Regions from separate parts of the Homo sapiens genome. Here region 1 is linked to region 2. Evidence: read pairs that join two places in POLR2A ChIA-PET (ENCODE). Cell type or tissue: Caco-2. All regions are shown on one strand. Each heading gives the region's core, and the rest is flanking DNA. Links, peaks and the distances in the headings are about the cores only.

Region 1 (2,914 bases), core at 97-2,596, 120 kb before region 2:
TCAAAGAAGTCACAGGTTGACTTGGAAAACAATTTTCTTTTTATAGTATTTACACCAAGCTGTTATGAGGAATTAAGATCTTCACTTTACAATTCCAGTACATTACACTCTCAAGGGAAAGGGCTCACCTTTGGAAATCTTTTCTCTATATTATTATAAACTTTCTTGGCCAAAAAATCCTTTCTAATCACCCTTTGGCCCTAAGGTACAAAGTGGGCTAATCATATGCTATTTAATTGCCTTAACTTTGTACTACCTGTTCTTTTACTGTGTAAACCTAATGGCTTTTTCAGCACGTGTACACTTTTCTTCTTTCCCATCATATAAAATACCGTTCCGGACACTCTAACATCCTTTTAAGGCAATATTATTCCCATCTTATGAGAAAAAATAGAAACTCAGGAAAAAAAGACTGTCCATAGCACTCTGGAAGTCAATGAGAAGGTATGACTCTTCCTCTTCTGTCCAGGTTGAAAACTGAGAACATGGTACAATGCTGCCTCATTTTAATGTCTATAAATCAATTCTAGCTAATTCATTTTAATACTGAAGAATTTGTTGAAAAAATGGTTAACATTCAGTACAGTATTTTAATAGAAAAAGAGTTCTAGAAACAAGCACATGTTGGTAGCTTCTATGGTATTCTATTTTTAAAGTATTTAATTAACTTTTTAGAGACAAGGTCTCGCTCTGTTACCCAGGCTGGAATGCAGTGGCACCATCATAGCTGATGCAGCCCTGAACTCCTGGGCTCAAGGGATCCTCCAGCCTCAGCCTCAACCTCCTAAGTGGTACATACCATCATGCCTGGCTATTTTTCAAAAAAAATTTTGTGGAGAAAGAGTCTCACTATGTTGCCGAGGATGGTCTTGAACTCCTGGCCTCAAGTGATCCTCCTGCCTTGACCTCCCAAAGTGCTGAGAGCTGTGGGCTTGAACCACCACAAATAGCTTATTGTGTCCTACTGATTATCACTAAACTATCTTCCAAATATAATTTGCAATTCACATCAGTTTCCTGCTTTTGTAATTCCACTCTACATCTCTTTGCCTGTGATCTCCATGGAGAGAGATAATAGCATCTTGGATCATGTTATCCTCCTGGACAATCTCATCTCCTAACCCATGCCTATAATCCAAAAGGTCTTTGATTCCTTTCCATCATGAGTCTAGCTTCTACTTTCAACACTTTTCTTGCTGCTTCTAATCATAACAAAGTTTTAGTTCTCTAATGAATTTTACAAATGACTGACAATATTAAAACACCTTCATTTTTGCCAGTTTATTCAAGTCAGTCTAAGCTTTAATAAATGTATTAGGTCACTGCAAAACCAGTGACCATTATAATACTTTAAGGCCTCTTATTTGTTTTTGATATTCAACATCTTGGGATTACTGACTATTGCTAAATTTTCTCTTTTTCCTTATGACTTAACTTGGAGTATTTGTTGCACAGACAGAAGTGTTGCGACTACAAAAGAATCACACACATTTATACATTTGAACATAAACGCTGTTATTGCTGCTTTCCAGCACCAAGTCTAAGCAAACATATCTGCATTGACTCTTACCTATTCATTTGCTTAAAAATATACAGTTTTGGCCAGGCGTGGTGGCTTGCACCTGTAATCCCAGCACTTTGGGAGGCTGAGGAGGGATCACTTGAGGTCAGGAGTTCATGACCACCCTGGCCAACATGGAGAAACCCTGTCTCTACTAAAAATACAAAAATTAGCCGGGCGCTTGTGTTCTCAGCTACTTGGGAGGCTGAGACAGGAGAACTGCTTGAACTGGGGAGGCAGAAGCTGCAGTGAGCCGAGATCATGCTACTGCACTCCAGTCTAGGTGACAGAGCAAGACTCTGTCTCAAAACAAATATATGTGTATGTATACAGTTTAAAAATTTAAATTTCAATTTATTACTCCACTTGTTCTACACCTGTTCTAAGTAACATGTGTTCTCAAACTTTATCATATAAGCTTACTTCCTAAATTTTCCATCTTGGCATTTATAACCCCGTGGCCTGTAACCTTAGTTTGGCTCTTCAGTTTTTAAACTTTTTCCAACTCTTAAAATATGTATCTATAGGCTGGGCGCGGTGGCTCAGGCCTGTAATCCCAGCACTTTGGGAGGCCGAGATGGGCGGATCACGAGGTCAGGAGTTTGAGACCAGCCTGGTTAGCTCGGTGTGGTGGCGGGCACCTGTAATCCCGGCTACTCGGGAGCCTGAGGCAGGAGAACTGTTTGAACTCAGGAGGCGGAGGTTGCAGTGAGCCAAGATCGTGCCACTGCACTCCAGCCTGGGTGACAGAGCAAGACTTCATCTCGAAAAAGAATAAATAAATAAATAAATAATATGTATCTATACCCAGGGATGGACAAAATTTCATCTGTGCATACTTTTCTAACTTATGAGTCCTTTCTTGACCCCCAAAATTCTTGCTATAAAAAGCTTTATATTTTGAAGATACTATAAGTTGCAAAGTTATATACTAGTGATAGACTAAATTTTGAAACACATATACCCACATCCTAGAATCTGAATTTTCTACTAGTACACTAGTTTTCCATAAGTTATATGTTATACAAATAAAAATTCCTCTCATCTAGGATTAATTTAAATCTCTCTTAAATGTTTACTTCTCTAAACATTTGAATCCCTCATAGGGGCAACCTGTAGTCATCGATCATATAGCTGGAAGGGGCAAGGCTTACAGAATACCTGATTTTATAGGTAAGGCAAAAAGAGACCCAGAGGAGCAGGATAGGTGCTGTTTCCAGTGAAGAATGAACTATTCTAAGATGAGGAATAGAAGAATATCTTGCCAAGTTAGTGAATAAGGTTACCCCTAATAAGATAAAGCACTTCTAAAAGACAGCACTTGAAAAGAGCAGGAGGCTAAGATGATATTAT
Region 2 (2,914 bases), core at 89-2,588:
GAAATCAGTTAGTACAAGAACATATGTGTCCTAGAGAAGCTTGGGCTGTCTCCTGAGACCTTCATTGCCTAGTATCTCTCTTTTTCTCTCCTTGTTTTCTTTATCTGTTTCTTTCTTTCTTTTTTTTTTTTTTTTGAGGCAGTCTCGCTGTGTCGTCCAGGCTGGAGTGCAGTGGTGCGAACTCGGCTCACTGCAAGCTCCACCTCCCGGGTTCACGCCATTCTCCTGCCTCAGCCTCCCGAGTAGCTGGTACTACAGGCGCCCACCATCACACCAGGCTAATTTTTTTTTTTTTTTTGCATTTTTTAGTAGAGACGGGGTTTCACTGTGTTAGCCAGGATGGTCTTGATCTCCTGACCTCATGATCCATCTGCCTCGGCCTCCCAAAGTGCTGGGATTACAGGCATGAACCACCGCGCCTGGCCTATCTGTTTCTGTCTTTCTCTTCCTCTCATTCTGTGTTTTTCACTCTCTAGGTTTGTTCTTTTCCTTTCACTTCTTTCTTTCCTTCCTTCCTTTTTCCCCTCTCCTTCATCCTCACTCTTTTCTGTTCTCACTTTTTGGGCTTTAAGGCTCTGCCTGCTAAGGTCTGCTGATTCTCCCCCTCTGATCATTCTTCATGGTTTTTCTTAGCTCTTCTTGACTTTGGCCTGAATCCTTTCATCCAAAGTGGGTGAATGTATTACTCTTAGGGAGCAACAAGTATGGATTTTTAACAACTGTTCTGTTGAGATTACTTTATCTGACCATGGAAAGGGTACTCACTGGGCAGCTGAGGACTTTAAGTCATTATCTTCTTCCACAAACCCAGAAGATGGGCAGCTTTCACCAGCAGCTCTGCCAAACGTTTATCTCAGCCATGGACCTGTACTTCCTCTTTGATGATGAAGGTTATTGTCTTTCTGATTATAGATTGAGGAAACTCGGCTTAACATTGACAAGATCTCAGAACATGTAGAGGAGGCTAAGAAACTCTACAGTATCATTCTCTCTGCACCGATTCCAGAGCCAAGTGAGTGTTTACTTAGAACTGAGTCATCCAACAATCACCCTTTCCTTGGAGCTGAGCCAGCCTTGTTTTCTTGCCCTTCGTGAGCAGTAGGGAAGTGTACAAGTTACAGGGCACTAGTGTACATATTATCTCATTTCCCTCCCCTTTACCTTACCTGAGCTCCTACTGCCTGGCCACAGTCAAGGTTTTGTCTTCATGGTCCCACTCCAACCATTTAGCTAGACTTTCCTGTTTCCCAGCTAGTCCCTCTTCCTGACTGGCGACGATTCCCACTGCTGCTTACATACCCTGTGCCCTGTCCCTCCTCTGAGCCTCTGCGTGTACTATTTCCCCAGCCTGAACTGCTTTTCCTAGCCCTCTTTCTGAATCCTACCAGATCAAGTCCATTTTTTCTTTCCATGAGGTGTTCCAAAATGGTTCGAGTTCACAGAAATTCCTTCTATCCCTAAACTCCTGTTTGTTACCACCACCTAGGCAAACGTTTTTTCTCCCCTAATTGTTTGCATGGGTGTCCAACCTTTTGGCTTCCCTGGGCCACATTGGAAGAAGAATTGTCTTGGGCCATACATAAAATACACTAACACTAACGATAGCTGAAGCGCTGAAAGAAAGGTTTGTGCATAATTTTCCTGATATCTGCCACTACAGATAAGCAAAAAAATCCGTGCGTTCCACGGTTTGGACACGGGTGGTTTAGGGCTATATTTTTGGTTCCTTAAGAACAGGGAACAAGCCTGACACTGTCATTCCACTCTTTCATTTTTCCCATGGGCCCTCTTACCTAAAGACTGAAGTGGGAACACTTTAGCAGAGCATATGGGCATTGTCTTGATCACATTCCTGCCTTCCCAGCCAGCCTGTCTCCTGCCATCCTCCTCCTGCTTCCCACGCTTCAGCCAGAGCAACTCTGTCTGGTTCCCCAGGCATTTCCTGTTCACTCATACCCTTTACTTACTGTTTCTTCTCGTGGAATTCCTGCTTTTAGTCTCTTTCTCTACCTGGCCAACTCACAGTCCTTGAGACTCAGTCCTGCTCATCTCCATCTTTAGAGGCTTTTCCAGATCCCTCCAGGCTGTGCACACCTTGACCAGAACTCATACCTTACTCCACGCTGCATATTAGAGCTGCTGATTTATTTCTCCTTTGTCTCCCACTAGACTCTAACACCTTGCAGGAAAAATCTAGATCTTCTTTCTGATTCCATAGTTTCTAGCTCTGTTCCAAAGTTGTAGTAGGGGCTGAAGGATGGCTTTTGAATGAATGGTTATAGCTAACACTTAGTTTGCTCCATACAACCTAGGATGTGTGTAGTAGGTATGTCATAAATATTTGCCTCATTTTAAGTTGATTAGCCTTGGTTGAAATCTATTTTCCCCATAAGCTCCCTAGAACCTTCTCAACCGAAGCTCCCGTGGTAGGCTCTTTCCTCTAAAAGCAGAGTTTCCACAATTTTATGTGCTGCAGGATTACTCAGGAGGGTTGAAAGAGCTGATTTTGTGGTTCCAACCCTGGGTATTTTTATTCTGTAGACTGAGATGGGGTGCCTGGAAAATGCCTTTAAAAAAATAAGCACTCTGTGATTCTAATGACAGATGCTGGGGAGTGCGTAGGGATAAATACCATTCTGGGCAGTGGATGCCCGATAAAGCTCCCCTCCTCTGATGATGATTGCTGTAGTTCACAAAGGAATCAGTCCTCTCCTTTCTAACGGATTCTGCCTGCCTTTATTTACCCAGAAACCAAGGATGACCTAGAGCAGCTCACGACTGAGATTAAGAAAAGGGCCAACAACGTCCGGAACAAACTGAAGAGTAAGAAGGGAACAAAGAAAACAAGGCCGTCCCCACCACCATCTATCTCAGCTCCCCTAGGGTCCAGCTTTCCGAACTGAAACTCCTCTTG

What was found. Peaks named below come from ENCODE experiments on the same cell type or tissue, not always from the same donor. Only the 100,000 strongest peaks of a DNase experiment are listed, where the experiment ranks them.
Region 1: POLR2A ChIA-PET joins it to region 2 with 6 read pairs; 10 of 35 experiments call an interaction of 5 or more read pairs at or near these places.

Annotation. Positions count from the first base shown.
Region 1 is chr11:59,663,919-59,666,832 of GRCh38, forward strand. The region is part of intron 2 of PATL1 (PAT1 homolog 1, processing body mRNA decay factor); the gene reads right to left. Among named protein-coding and RNA genes, the nearest start is that of PATL1, 3.7 kb to the right of the region's middle. In Caco-2, for the core only: no CTCF peak of the experiment used is centred there; no DNase peak of the experiment used is centred there.
Region 2 is chr11:59,786,125-59,789,038 of GRCh38, forward strand. It overlaps STX3 (syntaxin 3), which reads left to right. Exons shown (of 11, transcript NM_004177.5): 3 at 913-1,012; 4 at 2,749-2,823. Among named protein-coding and RNA genes, the nearest start is that of MRPL16, 23 kb to the right of the region's middle. In Caco-2, for the core only: no CTCF peak of the experiment used is centred there; a DNase peak (open chromatin) is centred at 1,088.